Linked DNA regions of Mus musculus: region 2 is linked to region 1. The links are chromatin loops, found by intact Hi-C in ENCODE. Cell type or tissue: heart. All regions are shown on one strand. Each heading gives the region's core, and the rest is flanking DNA. Links, peaks and the distances in the headings are about the cores only.

What was found. Hi-C counts contacts between places; a loop is a spot of excess contacts. Peaks named below come from ENCODE experiments on the same cell type or tissue, not always from the same donor. Only the 100,000 strongest peaks of a DNase experiment are listed, where the experiment ranks them.
Region 2: it touches region 1 in a loop (4-fold over the local background); 4 of 42 quality-filtered maps call a loop at or near these places.

The regions. Positions count from the first base shown.
Region 1 is chr7:6,724,998-6,735,046 of GRCm38, forward strand. It overlaps Peg3 (paternally expressed 3), which reads right to left and starts at 5,422. Exons shown (of 9, transcript NM_008817.2): 1 at 5,261-5,422; 2 at 1,493-1,577. Usp29 (ubiquitin specific peptidase 29) reads left to right here and starts at 5,586. Exons shown (of 8, transcript NM_001360502.1): 1 at 5,586-6,305. In heart, for the core only: CTCF peaks have their summits at 2,489, 2,691 and 4,262 (motif pointing right); DNase peaks (open chromatin) are centred at 2,884, 3,634, 4,554, 5,484 and 1 weaker place; H3K4me3 peaks cover 4,641 bases; H3K27ac peaks cover 3,839 bases.
Region 2 is chr7:6,787,575-6,797,623 of GRCm38, forward strand. All of the region lies in intron 2 of Usp29 (ubiquitin specific peptidase 29), which reads left to right. Among named protein-coding and RNA genes, the nearest start is that of Mir3099, 11 kb to the right of the region's middle. In heart, for the core only: no CTCF peak of the experiment used is centred there; no DNase peak of the experiment used is centred there; H3K27ac peaks cover 81 bases.

The DNA of each region.
Region 1 (10,049 bases), core at 1,651-6,650:
TCCCTGCTATAGTCCTCTCCCATTGTAAATTTTTTCTGAACCAGATTTGAGGGAACAGCAGTGCTTTGCTTCGGTTCCCACATCAGTATAGATGCAAGTGAAGTCCCTGAGCTTTGTAAAATGTGGGTCTACACACACGAATCCTTCAGAAAAAGGGGATCTCTAGGTCTTTGTAGGCTTGAACACCAGACTGGATCACTGGGGCCTTCATATGGGCCAGGAGAATACCAACCCAGCTCCAGGGGCCCACTCTGCCATGTCAGCCCCTCCCCAGGCAGCATTCCCCCACAAGCATAGGCAGCTAGTTTGCTAAGCACATTTCCTTACGTTCCAGGTAACAGGAGTTCTCATTCAGTAGGGATTATACCACTCACTTCTGAAGTGCCAGAGTCTGGCATGAGTCTGTCCCAAATAGGCTGAGTATCAACACTTGCGGATGGATTGAACAAATGGACAACATTTGGATATTCTGCTCACTTCTCCTCATCATGTGATTCATCATGTCTGGTCTGAATCAGTCAGCAAACTAGTAAAAGAGGGAGCAAGTTCTGTGAGGTCTCCCTCCTTGGCAATACTCCAACATGCCCCCTTCATGTCTTCCAGTGCTGGGGCTCTAAGCCAAACCACCTCTCACCCAAACTTAAGGTGGTCTCCCCACACCAGGTGTGCCTACCCTGCCCTCTGCACCTTGAAGCCAGATGATTTCTACAAATGTGCACGTGATCTTCATGTCATTTTTGTGATGCAAACGTCTCAGTGGCTTCCCATGTACTTCCGGTTAAGCCCAAATACTTACCATTGATTTTAAGGCCTATCATGATGAAGCCCTCAAACTTACCTTTTCTGTCCTCAGTCAGTTGTAATCCATCTCTTCTCTTGTTCTAGGCATCCTGGGTTTTCAGCTTCACTCTCCGCATCCCTCAGGAACATCTTTGAGCCCTCTGACCAATTTATTCTCCCCATGAAACATACCATTTATAATCCTTCAGAGCTCAGCTTTAAGATTCCCAAGTACCTCAGGGAGGCGTCTCTCCCAGATTAAGTTAGTTTCTCCATGCAAATGTGTACTTTCAAGGAAATAAACCATACAATCGTATTTTATACATTTTAATTCTCCCATAATACTCCATGAAAATACTTCTTTTCTCAGTTGAGATGGTATCCCTGGTATGTGGTACAAAGCATATACTAGGTTGTTGCAGGTAAATAGAGTTTCTCCTGCTTCTTAGTTGCCCAACAAAAGGCAAACAGGAAGCCTGAAGGAGCACCTGAGTGTCAGGGGAAAAATAGGAGACTGGAAATGATGGAATAAGACTAAGGGGACAAATCCTAGCAAATTCATTACCCACCAGACAGGTATGTATATTCTCAGAAAGTACAAATGGTGTTCTTGTAGTTGTGTAACATATATGTGCATCACGAAAATGTCAGTGTGAGGAAGAGAAGAGGAAACTTCAAAGATGGGTGTGGTACTCTGAGGTGTATCACTCACCTGGACCAGCCACCTAGCTGTTGGAGGACCTAGTCTTCCTCTTGCCAGTTGTCTCCAAAAAGGATAGAAGATCAAGAAGGTAGGGCTATGGAGAAGAAAGAAAACATGAAGCACCCAATTTATTTCACAATTACAGTGTTCTTTGGGTGGGAAGCAACCACTTTTTTCCCCCTACAAAGGCAGACATCAAATGTGTCCAGGATACCACCCAGAAAATGCCCTCGGTAATCAATTATTCCCAAGACACATGATGTACCCTGGACTCTAATTATATGAAGAGCACTGAAGACCTTCCTGGGGTCTCTTGGTAACTTCAGGGGATTCTGGATTAAGTAATGAACCCAAGAACCCAACTGGTTATTAATTAACCATATGACATCACCTATCCTATAAGTGCAAGGAAACATATTGCAGGTGAAAACTAGAGGGAAACAAATGACCAGGGAGAGACTTAAAATACTCTGATAGTCAAAGTAGCCTTCTAGTGGCTTTAACAATCTTCTGGGTGTTGCCAGTGATTCACATAACCACACCCCTTTCCCAGGATTCTGAGCTGGGCAATTGGGTGAGTCCCTTCTGGTGCCCCCGTATGAAAATATTGGCTCCAGTCACCTATGTGTGGATGTAAGATGGAGGCACTGTAGCCCCTGACATCTGCCAGTACCTAAGATAAAACACCTAAGGTCCCACTACCAAGATGAAACAGGGCTCTGTAACTGTCACTAATAAAAAGCCAGCCTCTTCTTCAGACCTGCTGCCTGCAGGTGACACATCCACAGTGAAAAATTCAGACACCCCCTTGTGGCCAACAAAGATGGCGCCAATGAAGGTGGAGGACCAGTTCAATCAGGAATCGAATCCTGAAGCGAGGTCCTGTTGTCATTCAAGATGACACCTGCACAGATAATACCAGATGCCCCCTTGTGGCCAACAAAGATGGCGCCAGAGGGAGGAGGGTACTGCAGTCAGTACCAGAGAGCCCCTCCTTCGGGCCGCCTCCTGCAGCAAGCCCACTTGTCATTCAAAATGACACTGGCGGAATGAATACCAGACGCCCCCTTGTGACCAACAAAGATAGCGACAGGGCCGGCGGACTTCTGTGGCCCAGTCACTCAGAAAGAGCTCCTCCCTCGGCCCTGCCCCTGCAGCCAACCCAGCTGTCATTCAAGATTGCTCATGCGCCATAAATGACAGAGACATAAAAAATAATGCCATGGTGAACAGGGCTGTATCGTCCCTTGGACCAGAGATTCTTTCCTTCCCTCTTGCCTGCCTCTAGTGGCCACTCCAGCTATTACTCAAGGTGACAGCAGTGCAAAAAAACACTAGACAACAACCCCCAACCATGACAAGTAAAGATGGCGCCCAGGTGGGCAGGGTTCTGTAGTCCAGATCAGAGCTCCGCCCTCTGGCCCTCCTTCTGCAGCAAAACAAGCTGTCATTCAAGATGGCTACTGCACCAGAAACGTCAGCAAAGATGGCGTCAGGTGGGCAGAGCTCCCTGCTCATTCTGAATGAGAGAGACCACACCCCTTTGGCTAGCTTCTTTCAGCCGGCCAGTCCTGCAGTCATTCAAGATGACACCCTTACTTCAGACACCGCCTCCCCATGGCCAACAGTGGTGACGCTAAGGATAGACAGGGGTGAGTTGTACCATCAGTCAGGATAATAACCCCTTCCTAGGGCTTGCCCCTTGCAAGACAGCTTAGCACTCAGGACCATAAATCCTCTCTCTAGCCTGCCTCTTGCAGCCAGCCAGTCCAGCTGTCAATCAAAATGGCACCTTCAGTGATCACTTCAGACACACCATGTATGGCAAACAGATGACGCCAAGGTGGGTGGAACTGGTTTCCAATCAATCATGACAAGAAAGCTCCTCCCTCAGATCCCACCCCCAGCCAGCCTGTCATTCAAGATGGCGTCTGCACCATAAAGGTTAGCGCGGCCAGCTATTGCTGGCAAAGATGGCGCCAAATTGGGCGGGGCTCTGTGAGCACTCAAGACCAGAGAGCCCCTCCTCCTGACCCGCCTCTTGCCGCAAACACATCCAGCTGTCACTCAAGATGACACCCGCTGAGAACTTCACAGGCCCATAAAGCTGTGTGGCCACGTCAATCAAGGCCTGAGCCCCACCCTCAGGCCCACCCCCTGAAGCCGGATGGGCTGTCATTCAAGATTGTGCCTCACTATATCAGCAGCCACTCTTCATAGCCCCGCCCTGCCACTCCCTTCTTCACCATCAGCCAGCAAAGATGGCGTCAGGGTAGGTGGGGCTTTGTGGTGACTCAGGATTATAAAGCCCCTCCTTATAGCCCGCCTCTATGCAGCATGCCCGTCCAGCTGTCATTCAAGATACCTGCAGAGCATCGAAGCCCCGCCCTTGGCCAGGAAAGATGGCGCCAGGATGGGCGGAGCTATGAGGCCTTGTCATTCAGAATAATAACCCCTCCCTAAAGCCCACCTCCTGCAGCCATCTGGGCTGTCACTCATGATGGCACCTATTACAGTTTCTGTCTGTGGCGCGGGTATAACCAGCAAAGGTGAACAAGGTCCTGTTGTCTGTCAGTCACTCAGGACGATAGCCTCTCCCTCCAGACAACCGGGCGACACTTTTTAACTCTTCATAAACCCCACAGTGCTCCTCATAAATGGAGCCAGATACAGTCCAGGGTCAAAAGACCCGTCACTTGATGTCAATTTGAGGCTCTGCAACCAAAATCTAGCCACAGAAAAATGGATTGTTTGAGCCTGCCGTTCCATCCTTTAAATGGAAGGCCGCGAGATGGCAGCATTCGTGCGGCAAACTAAGACTGAGTGAGGGTCTAGGCCACTCGGCCAGTCAGATAAGCCGACAACTGGGGTGCATCTTTACTGCCAACTAGCAAAGGAAGAGCCAGAGGAGCTAGCACCCCATAGACTCAAGCCACTTCGGCCTTTTAGTCTCTTTATCTGATGCTAAAGCGGCGCCTGCGCGGCAAATCCGCGGTCATTTCAAGATGGCGCCAAGCGGGCTGGGCCTGCTGAGTCCGCCATGGCCCCGCCCCCACCATAGGCAGCCAATCAGGATAAGCCTGTGCAGCAAACCTGTCTCCACCCTCCAAGATGGCGCCAACTGGGTGGAGCCGAAAAGTATCTCACAGCTTCTGCTTTAGTCCCGCCCCTAAGCTGCCCTCAGCCCCGCCCACCGCCACTGCGGCAAAACAAGACCCGCCCCCAAGAACAGTGCCGCGCTTAGCGGTAGATGGCTAGATTGCGAAGACCCTGCCAGCCAGACGACCTGGCGATCGGGTTAACCGCATAGCCCTTAGACTTTGCTGAGCAAAGAAAATGAAACCACAGAAGAGGTTGCTCAGAGACGGCACTCTGATGTCCACTGTGGTGGTCTTGTAACAGGACTTCTGCATCATCTGCGTGGCTGGCCACGCAGATGAGACAGGGAGCCTGGATTCTCCCGGGATTCTGGGTGGTTCACACCTAAAGCCCTAAGACCCTAAGATCGCGGGACCCTGAGGCTCCGAGGCCTGGACCTATAGAATACCTCTTTAAATCCCTGTCACCTAAATGGCATCCCTGCGGCAACACGGCCGCTCCGTGGTGATTCCCCCTTCCCGAAGGCGCAGTCTGCAGCCTTGTCAGTTACCCTTGGGAGCCGTGATATGGTCTGCCGCCCCTGGCCCGCGGCAACGCACCCCAAACACCATCTGAACTCTGCAGACGGTATCTAAGAGGGTGCATGCTGCAGAGCAGCCAGGTGGCCGGCTGACTCACCTCCCGGAGCACAGCACTCTACGCACACACCCCGACCAGGGTCGGCAGTCTAGTGCACCCACACTGAACCGGGCGCCCGGCGGCGCCACCAGCCCAGGGTGGACATCTCTCCGCTTCTCCTCCGATGCTCGTCCTCCCGCGACTCCTGACTCCCCAGCGTCTGCAGCAAGGGCTGCGGGACACCTCCTTGTCAGGGTCCTCTGCAGAGGCGGAGCTTCCTCTCTAACCAATCCAAGACCCCATTCCCCGCTTTGGGCCCTCACCACGCCTCCCACACCCTGCCAATCAGACTGCTGTTGTCAAGGCAACAGCTTGGCGCCAAGGCACGGAGTTGACGTCAACGGAGTCAGTGTTAGGGGCCCCCAAGCAGAGTCTGGAAAAGGGGGATGGGATGTGGGTGTGAAGGGATGCAGCCCCCCCAAAAGAAATCGGGGTGAATCAGAAATACCTACTAATGATGCCCCAATGCAAAACCTGAGAAGAGAGAGAGGGAAAAACGACAAGCATATATTTGTCTAAAATCGGGAAAAAAGAAAAACCATGAAAAATCGAGACAGAAACACATACGTTGAGGTCTAACCACGAACGATAAAGGTGGAAGAAAGGACTTTTCTGCCTGCAACACCCAAGCACTAAGCTAATTTCCTTAATAAACGAAGAGCTATTGGAAACCAACAAGGGAAGGACAAAAGCAAAGCAAAAAAGGGGGCAAAAGAGACCGCAAGTCACAGGACAATGCAAATGGCTGGAAGAATCTTGACCTGACTGTCTGCATAGCGAAACGCCAACCTGAGATACCGGGTGAAGGCGGTTTATGGCAGCGCGCTGAATCGCATGTGGTCAACCATCATTGCGTGAATCCACTGCATAGAATAGCAAGAAATTGCGAGGAGAGCAAGCAGGTAGATTACCAAGCCTGCCTCTGATAGAAGACATTCCTATGTCACCAGGAAAAATAACGGAGGTATCGCTGCCATAAAGGACCTGGATCGGAATAGATCCCAATGAAATAAAACCCGTTGCCGAAGTTTGTAGAAACGAAATGGTAAGTGGTTTTTTTTTTCTTTCTCTCTTTCTTTCTCTCTCATTTATTTCTTTGTTAAAAAATATACAAATGTGGGCAAAGCTTCTGGAACAATTTGCAAAAAAAAAATTTTTAACTGGTTACCTCTAGGAAAAGGAATGGGGGAGGGGAGAACAGACTACAGAAAGATGATTTTGGCTTTATTCTCTGTGCCCATGAATTTCCTTGGCAGATAAATGGTATTTCTTCCCTGGCAGTAAAATCGATGAATTATTAAAAGTTTGTTAATGTACTATTGATGGAACCATTTCACTGCCAAGAAATTTAAGGGAATAAGCACAGGTGTGTGAAAGACTAATTACAGGGGTATTTACGGAGCATCTTTTCTTATGACTAAGAATGTACTCTGCAGAACAGATTTGAATTCCAGTAAATCCACAAATTGTATTTTTGTGTGTCTGCTAAAACTCCGGGTTGTATTTTTTATTAGACACGTAAAATGCACTGTTTTAATTTTAAAGGAAAAAATGCAAGACCGTGGTCCATGGGTTAAAAGCGATTTTACCTAAGAGCATAGCTAATCTGATACCTCGGATTCAGTTTTATATTTATACTGAAAGACTTAGCCGTGCTTGCTTGCTTGCTTGCTTGCTTGCTAGATGATAGTGAAGTGGTGGGTTTATGGATAGGGTATGCAGTTTTAATTCCCCAGTCCTGAGATGGGGTTTCTCACCTCACACAGATTCATAAGCATAAAACATGAATGAACAAGGCATACCGCGCAAGTGAATGTAACACTATGCTTAGGTCTTTGACTATTCATTCTGCTCCCCGGGAGAGCTGTTTAAACAATGCCTATGCTTAGGACCCCCACAGTGATTGATTTTGGAGGCACCCCCCCCCCAAAATCTTGTTAAAGTCTTTGGGGGGTGTTAATTTAACATACTCAAAAGGACTGGACCCTCTCTATTTGCAAAACCAGTTTATCTCTAGGTCCTGGCTCATCAGCTCTCTGGGAAGTCAGTAGGCTGTAAGAGCTCCCGCAGAGATAAGATCTCCCCTTTGCCTCAGTATTTTCCATGCTTACTATCGCTCCAAACTGTACACAGTCTCTTTTCACCCACTCCACAGCCTCACTACATGTCTTTGGCTCATATACGTGTCATGAAGACTTCTCTTTCATTTCCCTGGAATTGTATGACAATTTCACCAACTCTCTTGATGCTTAAGCTGGCAATGAGATTGAACATCTGAAATGCAACAGTAACAACAACCTGTCTATTGTCTCTCATCTCAGGTGACACTGTATGGTTCTCTACATGCGTGGCCTCTTCCCCTATCTTAGCTTACTTTTCCTTGACTCACTTTCCAAGCAGCTGGATGTTCTCATGGAAGAATGTGACCACCGTTCTTACACAACCTCTCCCTAGGTAGCCACCTATTTCCTAACCTAGTCACAAGGTTTAAATGCCTAGTCACACGCCAGTAAATCCTAAATTCCAATCCTATGTTACAGAACTCTCCATACAATCCCAATCTAATATATTCAACAATCCCCGTAACAGCAGATGCTCCCTTCATGTATTTAGCAGACAACTCAAAAGCACTTAAAACAGCATGTTAGATGGCTGGGGTGGCTGTAGTTCATTTGGTACAGTGCTTGCCTAGCATGCGTGAGACACTGGGTTCAATCCTGAGTATCAAACACCTTTTTTTTTTCCTTTTCTTTTATCCTCATGTCTAAAAAGATTACCAGTTGATATAGGCAAAAATCTCACAATTTTGTATTTCTTACATCTCAGGATATCCTACTCACTATATCCAAAACACACGCCAACCTCATCCCATATATTTCCACCCAGTTTTCCTACTAAAGTTTTTTCTGTTCTAAACTCTTCCTTCTGATACTCGCCACACTGCACTGAACCGATTTTTGAAGGCACACAAAGATCTTTCAAAGAAAAAAGAAAAAAAATATCTTTTCCCCCCTAGTCTGAGTTACCTTCTGACCCCATACTGTCAACAAAATGCAAAGGACCGTGGTGCCTCTCAATGTCTTGAAACAGCATCAGACATTGGTACTATAAAATCCAACAATTTTTTCCTTAGGATCTCTGGCTTTTATGTCTGAAGAAACTGGCCCCTAAGAAAGTTAATGGTGATTCTAACATTCTAATAAATACTAGGTCTTAGGGATTTAAAAAAATGTATTGTTGTATTTCTAATGTCTTTATGTTTCTGTATCAGGGTGTCTTCCTGAACCTTCTACTTTGTTCCACTGGTCTACTTGCCCACCTTTGTGTATCAACACACCATGTTCATTAATAGCGCTTTATGATGCTGACTTTTGAAGGGCTGCTCCTCTCTGGTTTTCTAAATGCTCCCCAATGTTCCTCACCTTGTTGCTTCCAAATGAATTTTTCAAATGGGTTTGTCAAGTTTGATGAAATATCCTCCCGAGATTTGTGTTCATGTTTTATTAAGGCTGGAAAGTGATTTAGATAAGGCAGCAAACGCCGTGTTATCAAACACCTTCATCTCAGACCACGGTCTGTGCTGCCTTCTCTTCATATCCTACAGATATGAACAAGATAATATGATTTTTTTTCTCCTATAAAGGTCCTACTTGCCTTTAGGAAATATTTTTCCTATTCATTGTTATCAGTTATTTCTACTTGGTTATTCTGAAAAAAAATTCAGATTTATAGAAGTTGTCAAGATAATACAAAGATTACTATTGCAATTTTGCCTGGATGAAAAAATCTCAACAGAACCTTGGCACAGGACACCGTAAAAAAGAAATCAATAATAGGACAAAACTCCGAGACTACAGACTCTGCTTGGGTTTTACCCATCTTTCTATTAATATCTGTATCACAAACAGGACCCCCAACACCACACATACACAAAAACAGGACCTCTAATATCACCCCCACAAAACACGCCACACACATACACACACACACAAGACACAGTTCATTTGGTACAATGCTCGCCTAACATGCATTAGACACTGCGTTGAATCTCTAGTATCAATCGCCATTTTTTTTTCTTTTTCATTATGCTCAAAAACAACATCAGTTGTTATAGGCAAAACACAGGACCCCCAGCACCACACACACACACACACACACACACACACACACACACACACACACACGAGTACATTTCATTTGGTACAATGCTTGCCTAACATGCATGAGACACTGGGTTTAATCTCCAGTATCAAATTCCATTTTTTTTTTGTTGGTTTTTCCTCATGTTCAAAAACAGTGTCAGTTGTTATAGGTAAAACACAGGACCCCCAGCACCACACACACACACATACACACACACACACACCCCACAGGACCCCCAGCTCTACCACTAAATAATCCACACATACATAAACACACACACACACCCCACAGGACCCCACAACACCATACACACACACAAACACCAAACAAACAAGACCCCACGCCAAACACCAAACAACCCACCATACATACAAACACACACACACACATACACCACAGGACCCCCCCCAACACCACACAAACACAACACAGGATCCCGCAACACCATACATACACACACACACACAAACACCAAACAGGACCCCCCCAACACCAAACAACCTACCATACATACAAACACACATACACACACAAATACAACACAGGACCCCCAACACCACACACACACACACACACACACAACAAACAACCCCCCCCAACACCACACACACACACACACACACACACACACACACACACACACACA
Region 2 (10,049 bases), core at 2,163-7,162, 63 kb after region 1:
TCAGTGACTCAAGAACATACCACAAGGGTGAGGACCAGAGTCTGGGAACTCCAGAACCCATGTAAGTTTTGAGTATGGCTGCCCACCTATAATTCTAACACCCCAAAGACAGTGATGAGATCTCCAGAACTAGCTGGCTTAAAGAACTCCAAGTCCAACTGAAAGAGGGGGGGTGGGGAGAGGGAGAGAGAAGGAGAGAATATGAGACTCCACCTCAATGAATACAGTAGAGACTGATGGAGGAAGACTCCGGATGCCAATCTCTAGCATGTACATGTATGCATGTGCACACATTCATGCAGAATAAAATAATATAAGTACATTGGGTTCCCAAGCTAGACTCTGTCAGGTCTCTCTCCCTTCCACCCCTCTGGAGAATAGGCATTTCGTTATGTGTCTATTCCACAGTACCATAGGAGTTACCGCATACATTGGACTTCTCCCCAATACCTATCATAGACATCCCACACACACATTCTATCAATCACAAGATGGGGACTCTGAGAAAAGCAAGTCCTGAACATCACACATCTCCCAAGTGGAGGGGAATGAACTCCAGTGAAGGGTGGGTGGATTGGAAAGTTGGCCCCAAACAAGACAAAATAGCTTGATTTTTAACACATGGCCCAGTTTCCAGAGACACACTCAAGCTCATCAACCCACCATGGGATTTTTTTCCATCAGGCAGAAAAGCCAGGTTGATTCCAAGAAATATATACATTGCCGCACAATTAGGCAAAGGGAGAGAGTCCTTGGAGCCTTGGGGCCATGTGGTCAGTATTTGGGAGGCATCCACTTCCTGATGGTAAATAGATTTAAGCACGCCATCTGTTGTGTGCTTATTTCCCAGGACCTGTTTTCTTTCTCTAATTTTCAGTTCTGACAACCTTGTTTTCTTTTTCTTGACTTAAAAAAAAAAGTGACATAAACCAGTATTTGAGGGTTTTTATTTTTTCTCATGTGCTAGGCCTGATGACTTTAAGCTAATTTATATACCCCTCTTTTATTCCATAAAAGGAAAAAAGAAAAAGTTCTTTTTTTTCCCCCTACTGGTGTTTAGTCACAAAGAATGGCTTTCAAAATAGTATTTGGTTTTGTCTTTTAACTGATAGACATTTACCTCTTTTTAAAAAAACAAACAAACAAAAAACAAAACAAAAAACCTGTTTTTCTTTTCGTTGTTTTAAATTTTTCATGTATGTGTGTATGTGAGAGAGAGAGAGGGTTGTGCTGAGTGTGTGAGTCTCAGAGGCCAATTCATGGACTTGAGTTTCTCCTTCCACCTTTATGTGGGTTCTGGGAATCAAACTCAGGTCGTTGGGCTTGTGTGGCAAGCCTTTACCCACAGAGTCATCTTTCCAGTTCTCTTCTTCTTTTAGATAGATAGATAGATAGATAGATAGATAGATAGATAGATAGATAGATAGATATGATTGATAGGTAGATTATAACTGATAGGTAGAAAGATGATAGATAGACATGGAAAAAAATTGCCGTACATAAAATGAGTAAAACGTGATAGTTTATACTTGCATTCCTGCTGATTTTCAAATGTCAGTCGTTCTTTTTCTTTGAGACCTCAACAAGTCTCTTTGGGTCAGTTCTTGTTTATTCCAATATCTGCTTTTAGGGTTTGTAGCAAGATTCCAGGAAGCAGGGAGGCCTTTGTTTGTAGCTGAGTTTTAAGGTATGGACTGACAAATTCAAATAAGCATGATAACTCAACCTTGAGGTGCTATTCAGAGCTATTTAATAAGACCTGAAACATTTGTTTGTTTGTTTGTTTGTTTATTACTGTATGTTTTGGGACATCGAGAATTTAAAGGTGCACTCCACATAGGCCTAGTGATGTGAGTTCAATCACACACACACATACTCTCTCTCTCTCTCTCTCTCACACACACACACACACACACACACACACACACACACACTACCCCCCATACACACACACAAATTATGTTCCCTTTACTCCTATACTACAATACTCTCAGTGACCCTTCACCCTTCACACTGCCTTCCATGCTGATAACATTCCTTCAAAGTCATAGTGTCCTTACAGTGTTCTTCATCTTACCACCCAATCACTCTCTTTTTAGGTCTACATCCCTTTTGCTATCTAGAGACTGGTCTAGCCTTGCCTCCAGTCACTCTCAGGATACCTGTGGTATTATAACCGTGTACCATCTCAGAAGTAGCAGAAGCAGGCATTTTTCTGTCTCCTTGATGGATGCCGTCAATCATTCTTTATTACCTGTCTTCTGGATTCCAGGCCAGTCCTCTCTACATTTCCCGAGAGTTGTGACCTCTTGTATGTGGAATTCCCCCTGCCCAACTGGGACTGGCTACAGTGGCATGGCTTGGAAAGGTCCTTGTTATACATTAGATGACAATGGAATCAGCATGTGTTAGCTGCTGTACCTTGGTGCTCAGCTGGAACTTCTTGTAGAATTATTTGGGGGGGGGTGTGTCTCATAGTTTCCAATTGACTGAGGGATGAATCTCCAAATGAATAAAGTTTTAAAACTTCTCAATTTTTAATTTAGTAAATTAATTTTTAATTTATAATAATAAAGTAATTAATTTAATAAAACCATCACGAGTTTCGAGAGATCCATGCACTTGGGTTACTTAGTTTCATTTGTTTAATGAACATTTATGGGTCATTTCCTATGCACCCAATGCCATTCTGAATGTTTGGATGAAAATTGTTAGAGAAGTCTGGGAGACAGTTCCATCAGTAAAGCTGCTGTTGGGCTGCATGCTTGTAATCACAAGCTGGGGAAGAGGAGACAGGCAGATCCCTGGGGCTTATTGGCCATCCAGTTTATAATACCAGCAAGCACAAGGCCAGTGAGAGGCCCTGACCCTTAAAACGAAGTGGACGGTTCCTGAATCCAAGGTTGAACTCTGTCTTCCAAACACACATGTGCACACACATATGCAGCTGCACACACATGAACAAAACCACATACACAAAAGAAATTGTGCTAGAACAATAGTTCCCATCCCTACAAAGCTTCTAGAGCAGAGAGAAAATAGACCAATAAATGCATATACGTGTGTGTGTGTATACATGTATATATGGATAATGTATATAAAGTAAAGTAGTGAGAGGAGCAGAAAGCATAGAATAAAGATAATAGAATGTAATGCAACAATACATGGTATCATTAATACATAAGGGTTAGGGTGAGTAATGAGATAATGGCTTGTACTGAGCCTCATGGGCTGGGGAGTGGTTGAAAGAAGCACGTTGAAGAAGCAGGAGATACGCTCAATAGCACAAAAGAAACCCATATATATGGCTCAGGGCAGGAATCAAGTAAGAGAACACATCAGGAAGTTAGAGACTGAGTACTTAAGGGTGATCCTTAAACTGGAGCAGGGTACTGTTGAGATGGCTCAGTGGTAAAGATGCTTGCTGCCATGCCTCATTACCTGGGTTCAAATCCTGAGACCTGCAGGTTGGAAGGACAGAACTGTCCTCTGACCACCATAGAATCATTGTGACACATGCACTCATGGACATGGGCACACACACTCACAGGCACACTAAATGAGTCTTAAAAAGGAACCGGTTCGGTTAGATTAAGAACTGAGAAGTAGGTGACAGCTACTTGTACCAGGTAGAGCCTGGTACAAGTGAGCTCAGGAGAGAATGGATGGTAGGTTGGGAAAGCAGAAGTAGAAAGATGCTTTGGAAAGATTTCGCCTCTAATGATGCAAAGAGAGGGGCAGTCACTCAGAGAACTCAGAGTTAGGAAAACCTTTGATTTCTACTTAAAGTTTCTTCTTTAAAAAGAAACCAAAACACTTATTTTATTTTTCATTATATATACCTGTGTGTATGACTATGGGTGTATGTGTGTAGCTGAGTGCAGTTGCCTGAGGGGCCAGCAAGGGCTGTTGGGTACTCTGGAGCTGAAGTTACACTCAACTGTGAGCTGCTCAACATGAGTTTCTTTGAGTTTTATAGGTGGCTCTGAGCCATCTTTCCAACACCGAAGTTATTTTTTTTAAGGATGAAAACTTTATGATTAATATTACAGACATCGTATATATTTCAAAACAAGACACAGGGAAATCCACAATATATTCTTCTGCCTGGTGCATTCCACTATTTACTTTTAGCTATTCGCCGTTACAAGTTTTATTCTTTGAGAATTTCATACACACATGCAGTGAAATATGATCATATCCACTCCCCACTTCTCCCTCTAACTTCCCTTCTACCCCCCATCCCCCTCCCAACTTCTTATGCTCTTTCAAAAGCATTTAGTGCTGACCATATGTGCGAGGGTGTGAGGCAATCCCTTGGAGCATGGGAAACTCCCAAATAAGAAAAAGGTTTTCCTTCCCCCAGCAGCTGTCAACTGCCAATAGCGCCTTCATTAGGGGTGGGGCCTTGTGATCTTCTCCCTACTTCACGCTAAGACTTTCCCTGGCTTTCCGTTGTGCAGGTGTTATGCAGGTGAGCTCATGAGCACAAAGCTTTTCTGTTGTTGTTGTTTTTAAGTTTTCATGCAAGTATATATTATATTTTGAGAATATCCTGTCTATACTGTTGCCCTCCAGTTCCTCTATCACCCCCATCAGGGCCTCCTCTTCTACTTCATATAATACATGCCTTCCTGATTTTATCAATCTAATATAAAATTCTATGAAGCAAAAGTGATAGAAAGCATACAACATTTGTCTTTCTGAGGTTGGCTTAATTCACTTAATATGATTATCTCCAGTTGTGTCTATTTTCCCATGTTCTTCTTTGTGGCTGAAAAAAAAAAACCCATTGTGTTGGCTGTCAAGATGGCTCAGAAGATAAAGGCACTTGCCAACAAGCCTGATGGCTTGAGCTCAATTGACTGAGACCCACATCGTGGAAGAATGTCCTCTGACATCCACACATGTGCTGTGGCACACGCATATACGTGCATACATAATAGATAAGTGTAAAGCATTTTAAATTTTCATTCTGTATATACACCACATTTCCCCTTTATCCATTTCCCTATTGTTAGACACCTTGCTTGGTTCCATGCTTTGAGATCAAACAGTGCTACAGTAAACATGCCCGGGCAGGTACCTCTGTGATAAGTTGACCTGGACTAGCTTTAGGTTGAGATGGGAGCCATCACAGCATTCTAAACGCTGGTGGGATAAGGGGAGGATATAGGACATACAATGGTCTGCCCAGAAAAGGAAGGATGATAGAGTGACATGCTCAACCAGGAAACTAGAGAGAAGGTTCAGTGGTTGAGAGCACTTGTTGATTTTGCAGAGGACCTCGGTTTGGTTCCCAGCACCCACACTAGGGTTCATAGCTGTTCGTAGATCCAGTACCAGAGGATCTGATACCGTCTTCTCAAATGTTTGTGCAACTGCACACAGTCATGTGTGGACTCCTGAGCAACACACACCTGACTTCTGAGTGGAGACTCAAAGAGCCCGAAGGGCCTGAACAGATGTTCTGCAGACTATAAGAAACCATAGATACTAGCCCAGACTACTATATCTAGGAAAACTTTCAATTACCATAAAGGGAGGAAACAAGACATTTCATGATAAAGTCAAATTTAACAATATCTATCCACAAATCCAGTCCTACAGAAGATACTAGAAGGTAGACTCCAACCCAAGGAAGTTAAATAGTCCCATGAAAACACAGGAAATAAGTAATCTCACACCAGCAAAACCAACAGGAGGGAAACACACACACACACACACACACACACACACACACACACACACACACACACAAAGAATCTCCAATCAAATGGTGTGCCTGACTGCTGGAAGCAGCTGGAAACTGGGTTTACCAAATGGACAATTTGCCAAATTACGCACTTGCTGTACACTAATGGCCGTTAAATCTTTACAACCATCCAGCCCGGTCAGACCACATGGGATGATGTTCACGGATGTCAAGGCTAATTTTTTTCCCTCCGATGTTTTGGTTTTTGTTTCTGCAAATTGATTTTGGTTTTGCTTCAGCAGGTTCTTTTCAAGCTTGGAACTGATTCACAGACTCAGGTCGATGGCACCTCAGGTTTGGGTGTGACTCCTGTCATGGGGGCATTCCTCAGATTTTTTTCAAATTTGCTTTCAAATGTTTGTGGGATCATCCTGGATGACAGGCTCATGACTTCAGAGAAATTCAAAGACAAGACAAAAAGAGGCTGACAATAGAATTGTTCTGACTTACACCTTCCATGACTTCCAGGACCTACAGAATACATCTGTGGGGGTCACATTTGCTTTTTATTGCTGTGATAAGCAACATGACCTAAAGTAACTTGGGGGGTGGGCAGACTTCATTTGACTTTACAGCTCCCAGATCCATCACTGACAGATGTCAGGGCGGGAACTCAAGGCAGAAGCCTGCAGGCAAGAACTAAAGCCTAGGAATGCTGCTGCTGGCTTGCTCCTCGTGACTTGCTCAGCCTGCTTTCTTACACAATTCAGGACCACCTGTCCAGGGATGGCAACACCCACACCATGATGCTGGCTCCTCCCACATCAATGATCAAACTAGAAACTGTTCTATAGTTTTGCCTACGGGCTAATCTAATGGAGGCATTTTCTCAGTTGAGATTTCCTTTTCCAAAATAACTCTGGCTTGCCTTGGGTTGAATAATAATAATATCAACAATAACAACAACAACAACTAGGAGAGTGAGAATACTAAGAAGTCTTTATTTTTAAGATTAAAAAAGCCCTTAGAGCACACCAAACTATTATTTATACATGTGTAGCCTCAGACAATGCAAATCTGAACACCAAAATCAAACTCAACTGTCGAGCCAATCCCAGTGACAGAGTTCTCCAACTCCCCTTGCAAATGGGATCATAGTAAATGTTTGAGAAGGGTTAAATAATGCATATTTATTTTGTTGTAATAATCACCTAAATGAACCTTGTGTATTTGAGCCACTTAGTGAATTAACAGTCAGCAAAAGTGCTCACTTGCCAAAGTGGTTTTCAGTGAATTGATTCTGCATTGGTATTGTGGGTATAGCTGATGATCAGAGGGTATTGGCTTTACAATGGTTTTATCTTTGTTTGGGACAAGGTATCTTGTAGCCTAGGCTGGCCTGAAACAAGCTTATAGATAAGGATGCCCTTGACCTCTGGAGTGTTGTTGGATCAGGGATGAGCAACACCACATCTAGTGGGTGGGGTGCTAGGTACTGAAGTCAGAGCTTCATGCATGCTAGACAAATACCCCAGTCTTCTTATACGTGTCTGTGTGTGTGTGTGTGTGTGTGTGTGTGTGTGTGTGTGTGTCACCTATTTCACAGTAAGGGCAAAGCAGACATTCCCATGGCTTCTAAGGAAGAATGGAATTTGAATTCAATTTGTTTAGAAAGTTGATGAGCATTGAAACAGCATTTGGATTCTTAAGAAGGTCCAGTTGCCAGATCCTCTGACAGTAGATCACCACCATGGAATGTACCCCAGGCTCCAAGAACAAGCTGGGATCCCAACAATACCCCATCACAATGACATGAGGCAAATGAATGATATACTCAAACGTGCAGCCCACCATGCTCCACATTAGATACCTCCTCTGACTGCCAGCAAAGAGATTTAAACACCATCTGTTTGCACACCAACAACTTGCATGGTCTCCGCCCTCCCCCTTTAGTTATTTCCTCACTGTGTAATTTTATTGTTCCGACAACTCTCTCTTCCTGTATTTTGTGAAAAAAAAAAATAGAAATTTTATTATTCCCAGTCTACTTTCATTTACTACTTTAAAAAAAAAAAAGTGTCCTCTGCTGTTTCTTCTGCTTTTGAAATGAAACTTTGTACACCTTTAAAAATAAAATCATGTGTATGTGTTGTGTCTGTGTACAGGCATCTACAGGTACCCTCAGAGGCCAGAAGGCGAGCTGAAGGTTGTGAGCCACCCAATAATGGTACTGGGAACTGAACTATGGTCATTTGCAAGAACAGTATGAGCTCTTAACTATTGAGCATCTTTCTAGTCCCTCAGCATATCCCTAACCTTTCACAGGAAAACATCTTGTCCTGTTTCTCTGTTTTCCAAATGCATGGACAGGGAAAACACAGCTAATACATTGGAGCTGGTAAATGTGTTGCTTGTTTTGTTTTGTTTTGTTTTGTTTTGTTTTTTTATTAATGTGTTTTAGTTCATCTCATTTTTGACACAGGGTCTTTGTAGCCCAGGCTGGCCTCAAACTTGCCCCATAGCTGAAAATGACCTTCAACTCCTGATCTTCCTGCCTTCACATGTCCAGGGCTGAGGCAGTCACGTACCACCAGCGTCTGGTTTATGTAGTACTGGGGATCAAACCCAGAGCTTTGGGAGGGCTAGACAAGCACTTTACCAACTGAGCCACATTCCCATGCTGCTTAAAAAAAAATCCAATAGATAATTCCATTTGACAGCTTCCATCTCTGTTCTGCTTAGAGTCTGTAGCTCTTTGTTAAAGAGGAATCCTCCTACAAGGTTGCTATCTCATCTCATGTTTATTTATCTCCATGTATATTCCCTTGACTTCCCAGCTTATCATAACCAGTGAGACATTTAAAGATATATTAAGAGACCAGAGCAAACTCCCAGGACCAACTGTGTGTGTGCTGGGGGACCCCAGTGGATTGCACTAACAGATTCCAAATGATGCAGTAGAAGAACAGGCCAGAAAAAATTAGCTCAGTCTTTTTTATTCCAAGCCAGTTGGCCTCATGTGTGAATACCTTTATTCCAAACTCTTCTTCTTTTCTTTTCTTTTTATGTTTTGAGCCAGGGTCTCATGTAGCTCAGGCTGGCCAAGGATGACTCCAACCTTCTGATCCTCTGGCCTCCAGCTCCAGGATGCTGGAGTCACAGATGTCCACCAGTATACTCAGTTTATCTGGTGCTGGAGGTCAAACCCAGGGCTTTGCGAAGGTTAGGCCAGTGGTCCACCAACTGAACTACACCCCCAGCACCAAACTGTCCATTTTAATCCAGAGCAAATGTGCATTTATTTTAGCAGAGTCATCAAGTCAAGAGTTGAAAAGACATGACATACTCAGGCTACCTTGGCGCATCCCTCCTTGCTCAGCTCCCACAACGCCCATATTTCCCCACCAATTTTGGTGAATTCTTTGCCTTCATTTTGCTGCTGTGAAAAAACAAAACAAAACAAAAATAACCACTGTTGGTCTAGGACTTAATTTATTTTTAAAGAATTTTTTCCTTTTCTTTTTCAGCTTCTTTTTGAAACATGGTCTCATTCTGTGTCCCAGGTTAGCCTGGGATTCATGGCAATTCTCCTGCTTCAGTTTCCCTAGTGCTAGGGTTATAAGTGTGAGCTACTATGCTCAGCTTTTTAAAAAAGTTCTTAGTGTATGTATGTTGTACATAATAATTAGCTTATTTATCTTGTATTTTCATACATGTATAGTGTGCTTGTGTTTACATGCACGTGTGTGTGAATGTGTATGTGTGTGTGTGTGTGGGGGTGCTTGTGCATGTGTGCACATGTGCATGTAGAGGTCCAAGTTTATGCCAGGAGACACCCTTTATCACTCTCTTCCCTTATCCATTGAGGCAGGTCTCTCAATCAGACCCAGAGCTTTCTAGTGTGGCTAGTCTCTCTGACCAGCTCCTCTGAGGAAGCTTCCTCGCTTAGCCTTCCAAAGCTGGAATTACAGCCCATCAGCCATGTCCACGCAGGATTTCCATGACTTCTGAGGACCCGAATGTTGGTCCTCAGGCTTCCACAGCAAGTGCTTAAGCCACTGAGCCTTCTCCTCCTGTTTTCTTTTCAAACGAATCTTCTTGAACTCAAAGCAATGGAGACTTTCAAGTCCAGTTTCCCTTTACAAATTTCATGCTGTCTGCAGGGTAGGGATGGATGGAGAGGTGGGGTGCATTTGGCAGGAGTAAGATAGGTCTCTGGGAAGAGAGGAATTGACAGATTAGAGGAGCTAAGGACTGAGAGTGGCCAGCCTTGACTTTGCAGGTGTGGGGCTCCCCAGGCAGACTCCTGGTCACAGCTGCAGCAACTCCCAGGCAGAAGGCTGGGTCACTGAAG